3 separate regions of the Homo sapiens genome follow, and all the other regions are linked to region 3. Evidence: chromatin loops called from intact Hi-C (ENCODE). Cell type or tissue: endothelial cell of umbilical vein. All regions are shown on one strand. Each heading gives the region's core, and the rest is flanking DNA. Links, peaks and the distances in the headings are about the cores only.

Evidence for each region. A loop is a pair of places that touch in the nucleus more often than their neighbours do. Peaks named below come from ENCODE experiments on the same cell type or tissue, not always from the same donor. Only the 100,000 strongest peaks of a DNase experiment are listed, where the experiment ranks them.
Region 1: a loop joins it to region 3, with 16 times the contacts of the local background. A loop is called at or near these places in 94 of 110 quality-filtered maps.
Region 2: a loop joins it to region 3, with 8 times the contacts of the local background. A loop is called at or near these places in 24 of 110 quality-filtered maps.

The regions. Positions count from the first base shown.
Region 1 is chr4:86,919,628-86,926,001 of GRCh38, forward strand. It overlaps AFF1-AS1 (AFF1 antisense RNA 1), which reads right to left. Exons shown (of 3, transcript NR_038841.1): 3 at 5,267-6,374. It also overlaps a transcript of C4orf36 not described here. Among named protein-coding and RNA genes, the nearest start is that of AFF1-AS1, 12 kb to the right of the region's middle. RefSeq lists a silencer at 5,370-5,664. In endothelial cell of umbilical vein, for the core only: a CTCF peak has its summit at 2,938 (motif pointing right); a DNase peak (open chromatin) is centred at 2,934; H3K27ac peaks cover 764 bases.
Region 2 is chr4:86,494,163-86,500,536 of GRCh38, forward strand. It overlaps a transcript of MAPK10 not described here. Among named protein-coding and RNA genes, the nearest start is that of MIR4452, 45 kb to the right of the region's middle. RefSeq lists an enhancer at 4,512-4,621. In endothelial cell of umbilical vein, for the core only: CTCF peaks have their summits at 2,128 (motif pointing right) and 4,585 (motif pointing right); DNase peaks (open chromatin) are centred at 2,129 and 4,619.
Region 3 is chr4:87,231,300-87,239,483 of GRCh38, forward strand. It overlaps a transcript of KLHL8 not described here. Among named protein-coding and RNA genes, the nearest start is that of KLHL8, 15 kb to the left of the region's middle. RefSeq lists enhancers at 4,414-4,523, 4,498-4,792 and a silencer at 4,614-4,713. In endothelial cell of umbilical vein, for the core only: a CTCF peak has its summit at 4,699 (motif pointing left); a DNase peak (open chromatin) is centred at 4,672; H3K4me3 peaks cover 763 bases; H3K27ac peaks cover 389 bases.

The DNA.
Region 1 (6,374 bases), core at 115-5,114, 310 kb before region 3:
TTCTGCTTCTTTTTAAATTATGAATTCCATCTTAAGTCATTTATTTCCTCTTATATCTTACTGTATGTGGTTAAAAGTAGCCACACAGATCCTAAAAATATTTTTCTTAGAAATTTGTTTTACCCAGCTGGGTGTGGTGGCTAACAACTCTAATGCCTGTACTTTAGGAAGCCAAGGCAGGGAGTTCAGTTGAGCCCAGGAGTTCAAAACAAGCCTGGGCAGCAAAGTGAGACCCTGTCTCTACAAAAAATTTAAAAATTAGCTGAGAGTGGGGGAGTAGCATCCCAGCTACTCAGGAGGCTGAGCTGGGAGAATTGCTTAAGCCCAGGAGTTTGAGGCTGCAATGAGCTATGATCACACCACTGCATTCCAGCCTGGGTGACAGAGCAAGATCCTGTCTTAAAAACAACAGCAAGAAAAAAGCTCTTCCATCAGATATCCTAGCTTATCACTCTTAAATTCTGCCTTCTGTAAAGTCTAGGGCATGAACACAACTCAGCCAAGTTCTTTGCCATTTCATAACAGGGATGGCCTTTACTCCGGTTTCCAAGAAGGTATTCCTCTTTTCCATGTAAGACCTCATCAGATTGGCCTCTACTGTCTATATTTCCACCAATATTCTAATCATGGTCACTTAAGTAATCTATAATTAGTCTCAGCCCTTCCCTGCAGCTCTCTTCTTCTTCTGAGCCCTCACCAGAATCACCCTTAATACTCCATTTACAGCAATCTAGTCTTTTTCTAGCCTGCTGCTCCAGATCTTTTTAGCCTCTACCCATTACCCAGTTCCAAAGCTACTTCCGCATTTTCAAGTATTTACTATAGCAACAACTCCAATCTTGGTACCAATTTTTTTGTCTTAATCCATTTTGTGCTGTTATAATAGAATGCCACAAACTAGATCATTTGTAAACAGAAGAAATTATTTAGCTTGCAGTTCTGGAGGCTGGGAAGTCAAAGATTGTGAGCCTTCATCTGGTGAGGGCCTTCTTGCTGCATCACAACATGGTGGAAGGCATCCCAGGGCTAGAGAGCATGCTCAAGAGCAAAAGGGGAACAAATTCACTTCTATAACCAAACCACTCCCTCAATAACTAACACACTCCTTTGATAACAACATTAATCCATTCATGAGGGTAGAGTTCCCATTACCTAATCACCTCTTAAAAGTCCTACCTTTTAACATAGTACTGTTGTATTGGGGATTAAGTTTCCAATATATGGCCGGGCATGGTGGCTCACGTCTATAATCCCAGCACTTTGTGGGGCCGGGGTGGCTCACATCTATAATCCCAGCACGCCAAGGCAGGTGGATCACTCCTGAGGTTGGGAGTTCCAGACCAGCCTGACCAACATGGAGATACCCCGTCTCTACTAAAAATACAAAATTAACCGGGCATGGTGGCACATGCCTGTAATCCCAGCTACTCCAGAGGCTGAGGCAGGATAATCACTTGAATCTTGGAGGTGGAGGCTGTGGTGAGCCGAGATCACACCATTGCACTCTAGCCTAGGCAACAAGAGTGAAACTCCTTCTCAAAAAAAAAAAAAAAAGTTTTCAACATACAAACTTTGGAGGACAAATTTAAACCATATCAATGCCCAAGAAAAAATATTAACAGAAAACTGTCACACACACAAAAAAATAGAGGCTGGAATATTAAGACTCAGACAATTTAGAAATGAAAGCTTGGTCACTCCACTAAGACACCTGACCAGCTGAGCTTCTGGCTGAGGGCAAAGGGAATACAGAGTAGGTAGCAGAAGGTCATAAATATCAACCATGGTCTCGTCATCAGTTAAAAAACAGGGCTGTAGTAGGTTGGCTACATATTTTCTCTTTGCTTGTAATATGTATGTTTATTTTTAAATGTTAGCCATTTTCTTTTTTCCCCCATGATTTAATATACAAGTTGTTGGAGGTTAACTTTACAATTTAGACTTTAGCTAACAGAATATTTAGTAAACTGTGACTGAATTTGAAAAGCAATTAATAAACTCAGTATTAAAATTTTTTAATTTTAATTTTTAAAATTATAGTAAAATATGCATAATGTAAAATTTATCATTTTAATCATTTTTAAGTGTACAGTTCATTGGCATGAAGTACATTCATATTGTTGTGCAACCATCACCACCACCCATCTCTAGAACATTTTCATCCTCCCAAACTGAAATCCTGTACCCATTAAGCAATAACTCCGCATTCTTTCCTTCCTGCCCTCCAGGCCCTGACAACCACTGTTCTACTTTCTGTCTGTATGAATCTGACTATGCCAGGCACCTCATACAAGTGGAATCATACAATATTTGCCATTTTGTGATTGTCTTATTTCAAGTATAATTTTTTAGAAGGTGAATTATAACTCACATACAAATACAAAATGAATATGTGTGATAGGTTTTATTTACCTCATTAATTAATGAGGGAACCAGTAAGATGTTACAACTAGATCAAAGGATAATTCAAAAAAACACACATAAATAGGCAACAAGGAATGCTAGAATGCATTTATTTAAAAGATGGAAAATGGTCTAACCACAGGGTGGTTAATCTACTATATTCCACCAGACACAAATAATTTTCATTTCTATGAACTAAAAATCTTTTACATTGTTATTAGTTTTCTACAACTTTCAGAGCTATAAAATAGCCCCAAAACAATGAAAGGAAAAGAAAACCAGGGAGTGTATAAAAATAGAATGTCCAATAATCATACATATAGAGCATGAATGGATATTGACAGTATAGCCGTGAATGGAAAAACAAAAACAAAAAAGGGAGGGTAACACTGTGCCAGTTATCAATTTATTGCTCCTTAGTCCAAAGCAATCTTTCTTTTTCTTGTTTGGAGTTAACTGATCTGGATCTGGATCCCATGAACATTTCTCATTTGCCAGCTGGTGCAATGTTAGGCTTATCAGCAGAGGGCACTAGAGAGACACTGCAGGCATAGCAGAGAGGCAGTAGCTGCCCTTCCTAGATCTCCTTGTTGTAGATTTTGTTCTTATGGTGTCACCTATGGAGTTCCATTGGCACTCACTCTCCAATAAGCTTCCACCTCACCCCAGTAGATGGCTTCCAGCTCACCATCCCCACCTGCAGCTGCACCACCACCTCTATCTGCAGCACTCCAGTGAATTCCTCTGTCATTTACACATATAATTTCTCTGCCATCTAGCTACAGCCCCGTCCTCTCCAAGGGGGTCTGAATTTTAGCCTCAGGGTTGAGATCTCTTCCAAGTCTGTTACTCCCTTGGATGTTCTCCCTCAGCCTTAGAGGTAGTCATGCTGTTTACATTTGCTTTTTCTTCTTCTTCCTTTTTTTTTTTTTTTTAAGAGATAGGGATCTTGCTAAGTTGCCCAGGATGGTCTCCAACTCCTGACCTCAAGTGATCCTCCTGCCTCAGCCTCCCAAGTAGCTGGGATTACAGGTGCTAGCCACTGCATCCAGCTGCCTTTTTTTTTTTTTTTTAATTTTTAGAAACGGTCTCACTCTGTTACCCAAGCTGGAGTGCAGTGATACAATCATGATTCACTGCAGCCTCAACCTCCTAGGTTCAAACTATCCTCTAACCTCAGCCTCCTGAGGAGCTGAGACTACAGGTATGTACCACTATGCCTGGCTGTTTTTTAATTTTTTGTAGAGATGGGGTCTCACTATGTTGCCTAAGCTGTTCTTGAACACCTGGGCTCAAGTGATCCTCCTACCTTGGCCTCCTAAAGTGCTGGAATTACAGGCATGAGCCCTTGTGCCCAGGTTCTGGTATTCTTTAGAGTTATCCTTTATCTGTCTTAATAGTTAACCATGTTTTATTAGTTAGTAACCTTTATATTAAATTTTTCCTGCTGGGTGCAGTGGCTCATGCCTGTAAGCCCAGCACTTTGGGAGGCCAAGGCGGGTGGATCACCTGAGGTCGGGAGTTTGAGACCAGCCTGGCCAATGTGGTGAAACCCTGTCTCTACTAAAAATACAAAATATTAGCCACATGTGGTGGTGGCAGGCACCTGTAATCCCAGCTACTTGGGAGGCTGAGGCAGGAGAATGACTTTGAACCAGAGCTGCAGAGGTTGTAGTGATCTGAGATCGCACCATTGCACTCCAGCCTGGGCAACAAGAGTGAGACTCTGTCTCAAAAAAAAAAAAAAAAAAAATTCCTGATAAATTATTGGTATAATTTCTGTCTCCTGATTGATAACACCATAAGCTTATTTATTTTCTCCCTATTTTAAAGTTGTCAAATCCATATTATTACTCGTGCAAAATAAATATATTAGCATGCTTTCATGTCATATTAATATTTTCTAGGAATTTAGTTCTGAGTTGTAATTGAAATAGTTTCTATTTCTCTTTTCTTTGGTTCTTTTATTTGGATTTTACTTACATGTTTGATACCTTCTGATATTGCTCCCTCTCTCTTTTTTCTTTTGAGACAGGGTCTCACTCTGTTGCCTAGGTTGGAGTGCAGTGGCACAATCATAGCTTGCTGCAGCCTCAACTTCCCAGGTCCAAGCCATCCTCCAACCTAAGCCTCCCAAGTATCTGTGACCATAGGCGCATGCCACCACATGTGGTTGTTTCTTTTTTTGAAACAGAGTCTCACTCTGTCACACAGATTGGAGTGCAGTGGTGTGATCTCAGCTCACTGCAACCTCTGCCTCCTGGGTTCAAGCGATTCTCCTCCCTCAGCCTCACAAGTAGCTGGGATTACAGACGTGCATCGGCACACCTGGCTAATTTTTTGTATTTTTAGTACAGATGGGGTTTCACCATGTTGGCCAGGCTGATTTTGAACTCCTATCCTCAAGTGATCCACCCCCCTCGGCCTCTCAAAGTGCTAGGATTACAGGCGTGAGCCACCACACCAGGGCCATGGCTAATTTTTTTATTTTTTATAGAGACAAGGGCTCACTATGTTGCCCAGGCTGGTCTTGAACTCCTGGGCTCAAACGATCCTCCTGCCTTGGCTTCCCAAAGTGCTGGCATTATAGGCATGGGCCACCACACCCAGCCTCTGATATCTCTTAAAGCAGTATGAATTTCTGCTTCTCTTATAATGTGGGTCCTTGTGTGACAAATTTTCTGTGAACTTGTATGCTTGAGGCTTAATGTCAGCTTTACTATGCTTTTATATTTGAATGATAATTTAAGTGGTAACATATTTGTGTGCTAGCACATTCTCACATTGCTATAAAAAATACCTGAGATTGGGTAACTTATTTAAAAAAGAGGTTTAATTTACTCATGGTTCTGCCAGCTTACAGGAAGCATGGTGCTGGCATCGGCTTATCTTCTTGGGAGGCCTCAGGAAACTCTGAATTATGGCAGTAGGCAAAGGGGGAGCAGGCACGTCACATACCCAGAGCAGGAGCAAGAGAGAAAGAGAGGAAGTGCCACACATTTTTAAATGATGAGTTCTCTCAAGAACTCACTCACTGTCATGAGGACAAACCAGGAAGATGGTGTTAAACCATTCATGGAAATCTGCCCCCATGATCCAACCACCTCCCACCAGGCCCCACCTCCAACATTGCAGATTACAGTTCAACATGAGACTGGGGCAGGGACATATATCCAAACTGTATCAATTTGTCAGTCTCATATATATATGAGACCGAGTCTCACTCTGTCGCCCAGGCTGGAGTGCAATGGCACGATCTTGGCTCACTGCAACCTCCGCCTCCCAAGTTCAAGCAATTCTCGTGCCTCAGCCTCCCAAGTAGCTAGGATTATGGGCATGCACCACCACATCTAGCTAATTTTTGTATTTTGAGATGGGGTTTTGCCGTGTTTGCCAGGCTCGTCTCAAACTCCTGAGCTCAAGTGATCTGCCCGCCTTAGTCTCCCAAAGTGCTGGGATTATAGGCATGAGCCACCACACCTGGCCCCCAAACTATAACAATTTGAATGATAATTTATTTAGAATTTTAAATATGAAATTCTAAGCTCTAGGTTTGTTTCACAATACTTAATATTACTCCTTTGTCTTCTTGCAGCACATGTGCTGTTGAGAAATCTAATATCAATATGATCCTTGTTCCTTCATAGATAACATGTTCTTTCTTTCTAGAAGATTTCAGAATTTCTTCTTTATGTATGTTACTTTGACATTTCATTCTAATGTATCTAGTGTGGATCTTTCCTTTTCTCTTTGGCACCTTTATAAACTTTTCAATCTGAAATCATTCATCTTAAATTATAAGAAATTTAATGTTATTTCTTTGACTATATCATCTTTTTTTTTCCTTTTTTTTTTTTTTTTTCTGAGACAGAGTCTTACTCTGTCGCCCAGGCTGGAGTGCAATGGCACGATCTCAGCTCACTGCAACCTCTGCCTCCCAGATTGAAGCAATTCTCCTGCCTCAGCCTCCC
Region 2 (6,374 bases), core at 115-5,114, 740 kb before region 3:
TCACTAGATTTAAAATCCTTATTTCAGATCAACAAGAGGATGCAGCGAGGTACAATCTTCCATGTTTGTGAGTAGGGAGAAGGAGTATTTCACCAGAAAGGGGCAGTGGAAGTCTGGCAGGACAGCAGTACTCTGGGTCCACATGGACAGCATGTTCAGAGCAAGAATCCAGGGAAACTCTAGGTAAACAATGCAACACTCAGCCTCCTTGGAACAGGAGGGGACTGGCGTTCCACATGGGCTGAGATAAGGCAGAAGGCCATGGTCAGGAGAAGGGAAAAGAGCTGGAGGGGATATCTGTATGAGAAGACTTAAAACCTGGAGCTAAGGGAGTGTGAATACTGGGATCCATGACTGGCTTGTTCTTTGTCACCATTACTCTAACTTCAAAAATGCTTCACGGCTGGGCGTGGTGGCTCACACCCGTAATCCCAGCACTTTGGGAGGCTGAGGCGGGCGGATCACGAGGTCAAGAGATTGAGACCATCCTGGCCAACATGGAAACCCCGTCTCTACTGAAAATACAAAAAACTAGCTGGCCGTGGTGGCGGGTGCCTGCAGTCCCAGCTACTCAGGAGGCTGAGGCAGGAGAATGGCGTGAACCTGGGAGGCGGAGCTTGCAGTGAGCTGAGATCGTGCCACTGCACTCCAGCCTGGGCGACAGAGAGAGACTCCGTCTCAAAAAAAAAAAAAAAAAAAAAAAAAAAAAAAAAAAAAAGCTTCACATATTTTATGTATCAATAACTAAATATTTGCTCACTTTTCCTTAAGTTGATCTTGATTCAATCTTAAGGAGTTGGATAACCCGAGCTTATTTCATGGTGTCTTCCCTAAGAAACCTTGGCCTTTTGGTTTATATTAGAATTAAGGTCCAGAAAAAACTAACACAATTTCTTAGAAGTCCAACAAATCACTTCAGACAGAGCCAGACTTTTCAGGGCTGCTCCAACAAGTTTAGGGTATACCTCCAACATGAGGCCTAAAGCGAGTTTGGCTTGGGTTGAGGATGTAGTCCATAAAACAATGATGTTTAATGATATGGTAAGATGGGAGGCATTTATTTACATAGCTGTTATTAAAGGTACTATAACCAATTTATTGGTATTTTAAATGTTTTATTATGGAGAATTTTAAACATACTCAAAAGTAGATAAAATAGTATCATGAATTCCCAGATAACCATCCAGTACCAAGCCCATGGCCAATCTGGCCTATCCACACCTCCATCTATCCCTTCCCTTGAGACTATTTTGAAGGAAATCCTAGATATCATATAATTTCCCTTATAAATATTTCAGGATGAATCTCTAAAATGCAATAGCTTGTCTTTATAACAAAACTAACACAACTGAAATATCATTATCACATCTAAAAATAATTCCTTAATAATATCAAACATTTAGTGTCGACATTTTAATTGTCTCATAAATATTACAAATAGGGGTTTTCCATGGTGCTTATTTAATCAGCATCCAAACAAAGATGAGATATGGTAAATTATTATTGTATTTTAAATATCTTTTAATTTTCATGTTCCATTTTCCTCTCCCTTTTTCCCCCTCTTGCAATGTATTTGTTGAAAAAATGTGCTTTTATGTCCTATGAACTTTCTCAGTCTGAGTTTGACTGACTGATTACATCTCCTTGGTATTTTAACATGTTTGTCCATCCTTTGGGTTTTCTGAAAATTGCTAGCTAAATCTAGAGTCATCATCGGATCCAGGCTGAATTTTTTTGCATATATTAATTTTTACCCAAAAAAACTATAAGAATAATCTCAAGTTTTACCAAAAACTTATTAACACATTTTTTCTATAATTCATGCCAGAAGATATTACATAAACATCAAAAATTTGAAATTTAAAAGTGAACAAAGGGCTTCATTTTTGTGGAAAACAACATACACACTCCATTAACCAAAAATAAACACAAGAAAAGTTCAAAAAAGCCCAAATGCTATAGGGACAACAACTTCAAATTAACCCAAGGATCTAAATAATGCAAAACCTGATATTAGCTACATGCTTTCCAGCCATTAAAATAGAGACTTAGATGTTGAAAACTCTATTTTTGATTCAGAGACGAGCTTTGTGCCCCGGGTTTTGGTTCAGTTTGCCTCAGCTACCACTAGAGGGAGGCCAATATGCATTTGAAAAACCCAAACATAAAAAATTGGCCTGAACCTGGAAGATTTCCATTTTTAAGTTCTTTTTAAAATATCAAACATAGTTCTTATTCAATATTACATATCATTTATTTTGTGTTTTACTAGGAAGCTTCACACTAAATTAATTTTGTATTTGGAATCTGCCTATAATGCAAAGGAAAAATACAGCCCTTTTGTGGCCTATACAAAGTACATGATACAACAGGTACCCCTGAAGTCCTCCTTCACCCCAGATCTTTTCAAGGCATTGAAAGGTACAAGAATACAAGGGGACTATGTCATGGTGACTAGGTTAAGTTTTTTTAGAGATTCTAAGTGCTTTTTAAGAATGCAGTACCCCAACTCCCTTACAAATTACAATTTTAAAGCAATAAACTATAAAACAAGCATAAAGAAATCCAACAAATTTCTATTTTCCGATGACAATTAATTTTTTCTGGTGAGTTAGAGGAGAAATATTTAATTCCCCCCCCACCCAACAAAAAACATTACTCAATACTCCTTTGCTGGAGGGCTAAGCACACGCTTAGTCAGCTTTATAGATAATCCAGATAATCCAGTTCTGCCTCCCATCCTGCAAATAATTAGCTAAAATGTCGGCACTAACTAATCTCTCTTTTGCCACAAAATATGCACATTCCTTATAATGCTTATGCTTTACATTAACCTAGCTCTTTAAGATTTATAACTCATTTTCACATGCTATTTCATTCTATCCTCAAAACTTTATTTTTATGGGAGAGTATTTTTCCTGCTTTATAAGAAACCAACACTCCAAACAATAAAAATTTGTTTACAAAGTTTAGTTATATTTCACATAAACAGGACTCAAATTCAGTGCTTCTAACTTCTAAAACTCAGGTACTTTATGGTTCTACTGATGAGGCTATTGTCAGGAATTTCACTTCCCCTATGAACAATCCTGTTTCTCATTGTCAATGCCTGGAAGATTCTAAAAGCATCAAAGTCACACTTATGCTTTCCATTTCCGTAGACTTGGCAAGGAACTATGCGGGCATGCACTGAATGGCCAGTCTCAGTGCCAAATGGAAAACCTATCCTCAGGCTCCTTGGCTCTGCCAGGTCAGAAGACTCAGAGCACACACTACACTGCAGCTGTTGAGGCCATGGGAAGTAGGACCAATGGAGTGCAGCCCTATGAGGCATATAGAAGGTGCTGAGGTTGGAGTTTTTCATGGCAATAACAAATGTACCTATGATCACTGATCACAGACATCTTTCCCAGCTGGTGGGGGCAGTGGCAAGTCTAAGCCATAAAACCCAGCAGAAATAAAATCTGTCCAGGGCTAAGTGGTGTGCTGATGATTTTTTAACAACCAGCTCTTCTGGAAAGGAGGAAAGAAAGCCCTGGTTTGTAGTTTGCCAAAACTCCCACCATGGCCAATTTCGAGTGTACCAAGCAAGCATCATATCATTAAATATGAAGTTGAGAAGATACGCTAACAATCAGCACTTGCACTCCACTCCTCAGTCCCTATGCCTAGAGCACCCCACTCTGGCTGTGCAAATATTAGGAGCAGGGTTGATTAGAAAACCCTCCATTCCATACCACTATGGAATCTATGGATGGATTTTCCATGAGCACAACTGGCTTCTTGGACCATCCCTTACTTCTCTTCAAGGGTAAAGAATTTATTTATCTAATTGGTGTGTTAGGGAGAAGCAACTGAGCATGCTGAGCTAAGCTCCTTTCTGCCCTTTCTCTCAGGGATCTGTCTGCCTGAAGACAATGTGCTTTCTGTTTTGGCTGCTGTCATGAGATAAAAGTCAGTGGCCTTATGCCACAGTTTTCAGGACAGTCCTGGCATTTCATCCCTTCGACTCTCAAAAGTGTCTTGGTTTGCACAACAAATTATGTGTCACTTTATGTAAAAGGGACTAACCCTGCAGAGCAAGGCCTGGCAGGCAACCAGAAAAATGGCTATTTCTGGTGCAGTCCTAGGAAACCTACTGTTACCACACAACTGAGCCACATTCTTCAATATCACTTTTATTGATAATAAACCTGACATTTTGATCTTCATCGGTTTGATTATTTTATCTAACTCTAGTTATATGCCAAACACAAGGAGTAACAACAGAGCCATCATTTTGGAGACTCTTAAAACTTCATCAAACTGAGTGCCCTGAAAAGTGACTGGTTGTGGCTTTTAGATAAGAAGAAAGTGGAAGTCCACACACACAGAAACAAAGGAGACTAGGATCATTAAGACAATTATCCACAAGCTCCCAAATCTACATTAAGAAAACAAAATACTAAAAATTTTTAGTGAGAGTTGACTCATAACAGCACTGCTATAATAAGAATTTAGAATTAAATTGAGGTGGCTTTATAAACCGTGGGTCACCACCACAAATATGTAGGGTACACCACTCTGTTGCTGCCTAAGCGTATTTAAGCTAGCTACCACTAGAGGGACCCTAATCGCCAAACATCATTTATAGCTAACCTTAACAGCCCTTTTCCTTTCCTTCAGACCCTTGTTTATCTGTATAGATGTAGTTGTGGAACACCAAAGTGGCACTCAAAGAAAGTAAAATAACAAAGTTCTTAATATTTGTGAAGTACTGAAACATGCACTGTTTCAGACTGTGTCTCCAAATTAACCTCTCTTCTTAAAGCTCACCTGACCATAGGTTTAGTTCAAATGTGGAATGGATCATTTGCTTTTTAAAAGCCACATCCAATTATAGAGAATCATAAGTTAATATTCACATCCTTTTGCGATTACAATTGTGTTAAATGAAATACTTCTTTCAAGCAAGTAAGCCATTACTATGCTTTCAAACTCCTCCCAAAATCAGTGTCTGGGGAGTAAGGAGTATGCAAACCTCAGGATAACACACACAGAGACACACACTCATATAGAGCACAGGATAAAAAGTTATACAAAAGGAAAAGTAGCTTTATATTCCAGATTATCACAATCAAACAGTTCAGAGGAGATTTACACTGCCCTGGACCTGCCTAACTTTAACTACCAGCAGCTAAGTTGCAAGCACACCAGGAACCTTGACTTCAGTGCATGACCAAAAACAGGGTGGGGAGTAACACAGCAAGAACATTTCCAGACAATTCTGCTGATGCACTTGTTGGTTCGGTTATTTTCTTGCCAGGGCCACACATACACACCCATAGGCAGTGCCTCCAGGTCACGAAACACACTGGAAATGTGTATATTGTTCAGTCAATATCAATTAGACAAAAAGACAAACCATATAATGCACTATCCAAAGAGGATTTGTTTTTTGCTTTAATCGTTGATTTTGCTTGCTTGCTATAGCTAAGACAACTAGTCACCTACACAACATCTATTCTCTTCTTTTTCCTTAATGATAGAACTTTAAGAACTTTAATTTTATTCCAAGTAGTGATGTATCCAGCTAAAGGACTGCATTTGCCAATCTCTCCTGCAGATAGGGATGGTTGGTAAACAGTAAGTGGGCCTTTAGAGAAAGCTCCTTAAGACAAACAGCTGAAGTATGTCTTTTTGTCCTTTCTGCTTCCTCCCTGATTAGAAGACATATATGATGTCTGTCTGGGATCCCAGCAACCATCTTGGACCACGTGAAAACCTTGGGGATGGAAATCACATGCTATGGATGGCGAAGAAAACTAAAAGCGCCTGAGTCACTGATACCACTTTAGAGCTACCATATAAGCCTCTCTTAAGCCTTCCTTTTATGAAAGAAATATAAAATTCCATCTTGCTGAATTCCTATCTGTGTTACTAGCAATTGAACAACTGATTTGCCAGCCATCTGAATTACCCAGATTGTCTGATAATTGGTCAATACCCACTTCATTTTAGGATATAGAAATAAAGCTTCAAAACTGGCCATAATAGCTATGGTGATTTGATCCTCAAAACTAAAAATTAGGTCACACAATAAGAATAGTCTGAATCCACTTATGGGAGAAGCAGATCAGCTTATTTGAAATCGGGTTGTGCTAGAATACCCAGATCATATGATTCTATTTTCAGTTATTAAGTTCAAGCACGTTGCAGTAATCCTGACCTGATTTTCCACTTCATCAGGAAAAAGATAAGTTTGCGTACTGTGTGGTACACACTCTTCTAACTAGAAACTTCAGTTTAATACACAATCTCTGAAATTTATTTCACAAAGTGTTCTGAGTTTCCTGAAACTCAGGTTCCCCATAAACTTTGGGGGTTTTGTTGTA
Region 3 (8,184 bases), core at 1,962-6,961:
CCAGTGCCTTTTGGGATCCTTTTCCAAATGAAATACCCTGACTTAATTATTAATAAATCTAAACCCTTACGTCTGGGTTTGCTTCTGGGGTAACCCAACCTAAGACAGGCAGGTGCTCAGTGCCAGCCTTCTGCCTCAACATGCCACCTGCAGAATAATGGCAGTGGGAGAATGATGTGATAATCCCACCTGTGAACAGTAATGTTCACCCCACCTGTGAACAGTAACGTTCATCCCACCTGTGGCAGGCATGTACAAGGACATGCTTTGCTTGATATAACTTCTATGTCCCACAAATACTTCTTTTTTTTTTTTGAGATGGAGTCTCGCTCTGTCACCCAGGCTGGAGTGCAGTGACGCAATCTCAGCTCACTGCAACCTCTGCCTCCCAGGTTCAAGCGATTCTCCTGCCTCAGCTTCCCGAGCAGCTGGGACTACAGGCGTGAACCACCATGCCCAGCCAATTTTTTTAGTTTTTGGTAGAGACGAGGTTTCGCCATGTTGGCCAGGCTGGTCTCGAACTCCTGACCACAAGTGATCTGCCTGCCTCGGCCTCCCAAAGTGCTGAGATTATAGGCGTGAGCCACCATGCCCGGTTGATTGTCCACTTTTATTGTTCACACTATCTCACAGATTTTCTCCTAATGCTTTATTTCTATAACCATGAATCTAACATAAACATACCACATTCTATTGATGACATCTCCCTTTCAAAGCTAATAATTTCTAATATTCAAAAATAATTATACATTTCCTATACTTACTGGTATATGAGGTTAATTATTCTTTATGAGTGTATAAAAAGGATAATTAAATAGAACTGTGCACTTACCTCTGTGTGCTCCTTTCCAAACACATCTCTCTTTCTCCCATAGTAAACACTATCTGAATGTGATATTTATTTTTCTCATGTATTTCTTTGTAGTTGTACCCTATTTGCATTTAGTTTGCATGTGTTTGAAATTTAAATGGACAGAATCATACTGTATGTATCTTTCTCCAATCTGCTTTTCTTATTCTTATTGTATTTGTGAGATTCATCCCTGTTGATACACATGGCTGTGGTTTCTTCATCTTTCACTGCTACATACTATTTCATCATATGAATATACCATAATTTACTCATCTTGTTGATGGATACTTGGATTACTTCCAAGTTTTTTCAATTACAGACAATGCTGCTATGGACACTCGTGTATATGTATAAGGGTACATAGCAAATACAAGAGTTTCTCCAGAAGTGGAATTGCTGGTTTTACAATATGCATGACTTCGATGTAACTAAAAAATGCCAAATTGTCTTCCAAGATTGTCATATCAATGCACACTTTTAAGGTAGTTTTCTGAGGACTCCAGTGATCGTACATTCTGGCCAAGACTTGGTTTTACCAGACTTCTTAATTTATACCAGTGGTAGACATAAAATAGTATCTTGTGGTTTTAATTTTTCCCTAATCTTGTGATCATAATTTGCACTTATCTAGTTATGAATGAGGTTTTAATATGTTTAATATATTTATTACCAATTCAGATCTCCTTTTTGTAAAATCCATGTTCAATTTGTTGGTCCATTTTTCTATTAGGTTTTTTTTTCCAATTAGTTTTTTTTAGGTGTAATTTTTAAATATTCTGAGTAGTAATCTTCTGTACATTATGTGAGTATTAAATATCTTCTTCCAGTTTGTGACTTGTCTTACTTTTTAGTGATATCTTTTGATAATCTTGCTTTCCAATGGTATCTTTTTATTTTTCTTTTTTGAGATGGAGTCTTGCTTTGTCGCCAAGGCTGGGGTGTAGTGACATGATCTTGGCTCACTGCAACCTTCGCCTCCAGGGTTCAAGCAATTCTCCTTGCCTCAGCCTCCCGAGTAGCTGGGATTACAGGCACAGGCCACCATGCCTGGCTAATTTTTTTGTATTTTTAGTAGAGACAGGGTTTTACCATGTTGCCCAGGCTGATCTCAAACTCCAATGGGAGGTAGCTTTTGATTAGAATGTAATCAAACTGACCGGGTGCGTGGCTCATGCCTATAATCCCAGCACTTTGGGAGGCCGAGGCGGGTGGATCACTTGAGGTCAGGAGTTTGAGACCAGCCTAACCAACATGGTGAAACCCCAACAAAAATTAGCTGGGCGTTGTGGCACGCACCTTTATTCCAGCTACTCGGGAGGCTGAGACACGAGAATGGCTTGAATCCGGGAGGCAGAGGTTGCAGTGCGCTGAGACTGTGCACTGTACTCCAACCTGGGCAACAGAGTGAGACTCTCTCAAAAAATAAAAATAAAAGAATGTAAACAAACTGATCAGACTTCACCTATTTACCTAGTGGGTTGAGTTTCTTTTATATCTTCTTTGAGAAATATTTCCTATTTCTGGGACATAACGATATTTTCTTCTAAAATTTTGAATTTTACATTGTATATTTAAATCTTTGGTCTGCCTAGGTTTTTTATAAAATCAATTTTTATCACGTTACCACTTATGCCTACAAAATCTTGATTGAAGATACTTGATAAATATTTTTCCATTTTCTTTTTTCATTCTTTGATTTTCTATTTTAAACAATATTTTAAAAAATACTAATTTCAGGCTAAATGTATCTTTTAGAAGCACTCGACAATGCATTCTTTGTCATTGTTTAGACATTACATAAACTACCAAAAATGCAAGTGAGCCAACTATTTGTCACAATCAGTGTTCACTTATTGGATGAAGAACTACATTTAGAGTAGAATGAGTTCTGGGTCCATACTGTAGATGTAGAGATACTTTAAAGTACAATCATAAATCACATAAGGATGTTTTGGTCAACAAAGGACTGCATGTATGGGTGGTGTCATAAGATTATAGTGCAGCTGGCTGGGTGTGGTGGCTCACGCCTGTAACCCAAGCACTTTGGGAGGCCAAGGTGGGCGGATCACAAGGTCAAGAGATTGAGACCATCCTGACCAACATGGTAAAACTGCATCTCTACTAAAAAATACAAAAATTAGCTGGGCGTGGTGGTGCACACCTGTAGTCCCAGCTACTCAGGAGGCTGAGGCAGGAGAATTGCTTGAACCTGGGAGGCAGAGGTTGCACTGAGCGGAGGTCGTACCACTGCACTCAGCCTGGCAACAGAGTGAGTCTCTGTCTCAAAAAAAAAAAAAAAGATTATAGTGGAGCTGAAAAATTCCTATCCCTTAGTGACGTCATAGCCATGATAATGTCCTGCACAACGCATTACTCAAGCTCATGTGCATATTGTGATGTTGGTGTAAACAAACCTACTGTGTTGCCAGTGGTATAAAAGTATAGCAGATACAATTATGTATATTCTATAATACTTGATAAGAAATGACTATGTTACTGGTTTATTTACTATACTTTTTATTGCTATTTTAGAGTATACTCCTACTTATTTCAAAAAAAGTTAACCATAAAACAGCCTGGGGCAGGTCCTCCAGGAGGTATTCCAGAAGAAGGTATTGTTATCATAGAGATGACAACTCCATGTGGGTTATTGCCCCGGAAGACTTTCCCAGTGGGGCAAGATGTGGAGATGAAGACAGTGATATTGACGATCCTGACACTGTGTAGTCCTAGGCTAATGTGTGCTTGTGTCTTCGTTTTTAACCAACAGTTTAAAAAGAAAAGAAAAGAATAAAAAAGCTTAAAGAATACAGATACAAAGAAAGAAAATATTTTTGAATGGCTGTACAGTGTGTTCTAAAGTTTATAAAGTTTATAAAGTAAAATAATTACAGTAAGCTAGGGTTGGTTTATTACCAGAGAAAGAATAAATATTTGAATAAATAAATATATTTTATTTATAGTGTAGCCTGACTGTACAGTGTTTGTAAAGTCTACATAGTGTACAGTAATGTCCTAGGCCTTCACATTCACTCACCACTCACTCCCTGACTCACCCAGAGCAACTTCCAGTCCTGCATGCTCCATTGAGGGTAAGTGCCCTATACAAGTATCATTTTTTATCTTTTATACCGTATTTTTAGTGTACCTTTCCTACGTTTAGGTACACAAATACCACCGTATTCTAGTTGCCTACAGTATTCAGTCCAGTAACATGCCATGTGGGTTTGTAGCCTAGGAGCAGTAGGCTAGACCATATAGCCTAGGTGTGTAGTAGGCTATACCATCTAGGCTTGTATAAGCACATTCCCTGATGTTCACAAGACAAAGTGATGCATTTCTCAGAATCTTGTTAAGTAACACATGGCTGTATTTGAGGTGCCAAATGAAGAAAGTATAAAAATATCCCTTTGTCATCATTTGAGATGAATTGAATAAACTACACTTTGGGGGGCAGGGTGGAGAAAAAGCATAATTGTTATCATTTAATCGTCACCTAGCATGATCTCTATAGCTAATCAAGCATTGAAAATTATCCTCTATATTTCATATTTAAATATGACCTGCTGAATTGAATATGGAGAGGTGTGATAAAATGCAGAATATCTCTCAAACCCTATCAGCTCCTAATACAACCCGAGGGGTAAACAGGACCTTTCAATGACTTGGCACCAGAAGGATTAGGCCAAAACACAAGTCTTTGGGATGAGAGCGGAGAGGTTGCGGGCCGCGGGGCGGGTCGGTGGGGAGGAGGGTGCGGGGGAAGGGGGAATCGAAGGCGCCATTGGAAACGTTGTAAAATGCTTGGAGCGCCCTCTGCTGGAATATATTGGTAAAACAGCAGTAGTGACGAAGCGCTCTGCCTCCAAGTTGGTAGAAATAGAAACCAAAAAAAGCGAATGAAATGGCTCTTTCTTAAAGTAAGCCTTGACACGAGGTTCAAACAACAGTAGCCTTTCTTCTAGAGTTTTATGTAAGATTTGTCACTTTTCCTTCTACCTTAAAATATCTGCCTTATACCAGGAAAAAGTATGAATTTGATTTCTTTTTCCTTTTCCTTTTTTTTTTTTTTTTGAGACGGAGTCTCGCTCTGTAGCCCAGGCTGGAGTGCAGTGGGGCGATCTCGGCTCACCGCAACCTCCGCCTCCCAGGTTCAAGTGATTCTCCTGCCTCAGCCTCCTGAGTAGCTGGGACTACAGGGGCGCACCACCATGCCCGGCAAATTTTTGTATTTTTGGTAGAGACGGGATTTCACTATGTTGGCCACACTGGTCTTGAACTCCTGACCTTATGATCTGCCCGCCTCGGCCTTCCAAAGTGCTGAGATTGCAGGCGTGAGCCACTGTGCCGGCCTATGAATTTGATTTCTTAATAGACACCTTAAGGGAGGCAACCTCAAGGAAGGGCATAACATCACTTTAGAACACTAAGGACTGAAAATTTCATTACAGCCCAGACTTTTATTCATTGCGTACCTTTTGAAAAGTCATTTAATTTATCTGTACTGTGTCTTTTTTTTTTTTTTTTTTTTAGATGGAGTCTCACTCTGTCACCCAGGCTGGAGTGCAGTGACACAATCTCAGCTCACTGCAAACTCTACCTCCCGGGTTCAAGCGTTTCTCCTGCCTCAGCCTCCCAAGTAGCTGGGATTACAGGCGTGCACCACCAAGCCCGGCTAATTTTGTATTTTTAGTAGAGACGGGGTTTCTCTATGTTGGTCAGGCTGGTCTCGAACTCCTGACCTCAGGTGAGCCACTCGCTTCGGTCTCCCAAAGTGCTGAGATTACAGGCGCGAGCCACGGCACCTAGTCTGTATTGTGTCTAAAATGAAGATGACAATAACAATCTCAAACACTTTGACAGCGGGAAGTTTCACAACAGATGTGAAACAAAATTCCTAAGTGCCACATGTCCTTCCCATAGCTAAAAATCCCAGAACTGGCCAGCAGCCATGTTCCCAGATGAACACCGTATTGAGTCCCAGTCACTGTGTCAGGCCTGAGAATATGGTTCTCATCCTCCCAGAACTCCCAATCCAACTGTCTGCTGGGGAAGACACTATAATAATGCAAATAACAGCAATAAAACACGGAAAGAAGAATGTATTGGAAGATTATAAGGACACATACTTTTCTAGATAATCAGAGAAGTCTTCAAAGAAAAGCTGTATTTGAGCTGGGTCTTAAATAAATAATGAGATACTTGCCAATACAATGCATATTTTTTTCCTTAAAATTGTTTAACTGTTATCAGTAGAAACTAAAAACAAAACAAAACAAAATGTGTTTTTTCAACATAATAAATAACAGAAAATTAGCCTAGTTCTAGTTTATTTCACTGGAAGTCTTAACAAACAACATACTGATGCAGTCATTGATTAAATAAACAAATCATAGCCAGGCACAGTGGCTCACACCTGTAATTCCAGCACTTTGGGAGGCCAAACAGGCAGATTGCACGAGCCCAGGAGTTAGAGACCAGTTTGGCAACATAGTGAAACTCTGTCTCTACTAAAAATACAAAAATTAGCTGAGTATGGTGGCATGCACCTGTGGTCCCAGCTACTCAGGAGGCTGAGGTGGGAGGATAACTTGAGCCTGGGAGGCAGAGGTTGCAGTGGCACAATCTTGGCTCACTGCACTTCAGTTTGGGTGACAGAGTGAGACCCTGTCCCTAATAATAATAATACAGATTTGACACTGATAATAATAATGAGTTCTGTTTTTGCTACCTTTTCAGAAAAACATATCTAAACATATCTGTGTTCTGTTAATGTGTTTTAGTGTTATATCATTTTTTTTAAGACGGAGTCTTGCTGTGTCGCCCAGGCTGGAGTGCAGTGGCACAATCTCAGCTCACTGCAACCTCCTTCTCCTGAGTTCAAGCAATTCTTTTGCCTCAGCCTCCTGAGTAGCTGGGATGACAGGCGTGCACAACCATGCTGGGCTAATTTTTGTATTTTTAGTAGAGACAGGGTTTCACCATGTTGGCCAGGCTGGTCTCAAACTCGTGATCTCATGATCCACCCACCTCGGCCTCCCAAAGTCCTGGGATTACAGGCGTGAACGTCCACGCTCAGCCTACATCTTATATTCCATGCATTTCTTATATTTCCTGGATTTCTCACCAAGCATATTTGTAGAGAAGAAGAAAAAAGAGAAAATCATTTTTGAAAATATTTGTTATGTATTTTCATAAAGCATTTAAGTCAGCACTGTGTAATAGAACTTTTTGTGATAATGAAAATGTTCTTGGCCAGGCATGGTGGTGGCTCATAACTATAATCCTAGCACTTTGGTAGATCCAAGTTGGAAGATAGCTTGAGCCCAGGAGTTCAAGACCAGCCTAGCAAGACCCTGTCACACACACAAAAAAGTTCTATATCTGTTCTTTTTAATAATGTAGTTATTGGTCACATGTGACTATTGAGCACTTGAAATGGGCCTAGTTTAACACTGAGAAAGAAAATTGTTAATTTTATTTAATACAAATTGTCATATGTGGCTAGTAGCTACCAAAATGGACAGGAGAAAAGTAAAGTTATCATTGGAAAAATAAAAAATGTATTGGACTTATTTGTATTTATTTTAATGAAAGCTTAATATTATTTTGATCTGGAAATACATATGATAGAAGGAATCATGACTTTTCAGTGCTCAAGCATCCATAATTTTTACCCTGGTCCTGTATAAATTGGCTCCATGAGATAATGTAATTTTTCATGCTATCTGCCTATATTTTATCATTAAGTTATTGTGAACTGTAACAATTAGCAGTCAAATTTACCATTCCATTTGGTCTCTCTAGTGACTTTTTTTCCACGTAAATATTGTTTCGAGACACCTATTTTAAATTCAACACATTCTATTATATTTTTTAAAAATGCAGATTCCCCAGAGCTCTGGATTCTTTTGTCTTCAATACAATATATACCTTTTTCGCACTCAGTAAGGTTCTTCTCTAAGTAGTAGTGTTCAATAAATATTTGTGATTAAATATGTGAAATTTAACTTATTTTAAGATAAGTGGAGAGTATAGTAGATAGAAGAGTTCCTTCAAAAGACACTCTAGCGTTTCTTTAAAAGCCTGGAAGATATAGTAGGTGCGCAGTAAATATTTGTTTGCTTGATGAATGAATAAAGTTGTGACTCTTTAAAGACATTCAAGTGGGAAATGGAGCAGGGCTTGGAAAGGAGACCCCAGGGAGAGGCTCCAGTGCGCCTGTTAAGAATCTGACTCCATCTGATGTGTAATACAGACTTGGCAGGAGCAAAGCTCCGTTATTTCCCAGTACCTCTCTCCAAGCTTGGCTGTTTATTGAATCATAAGAA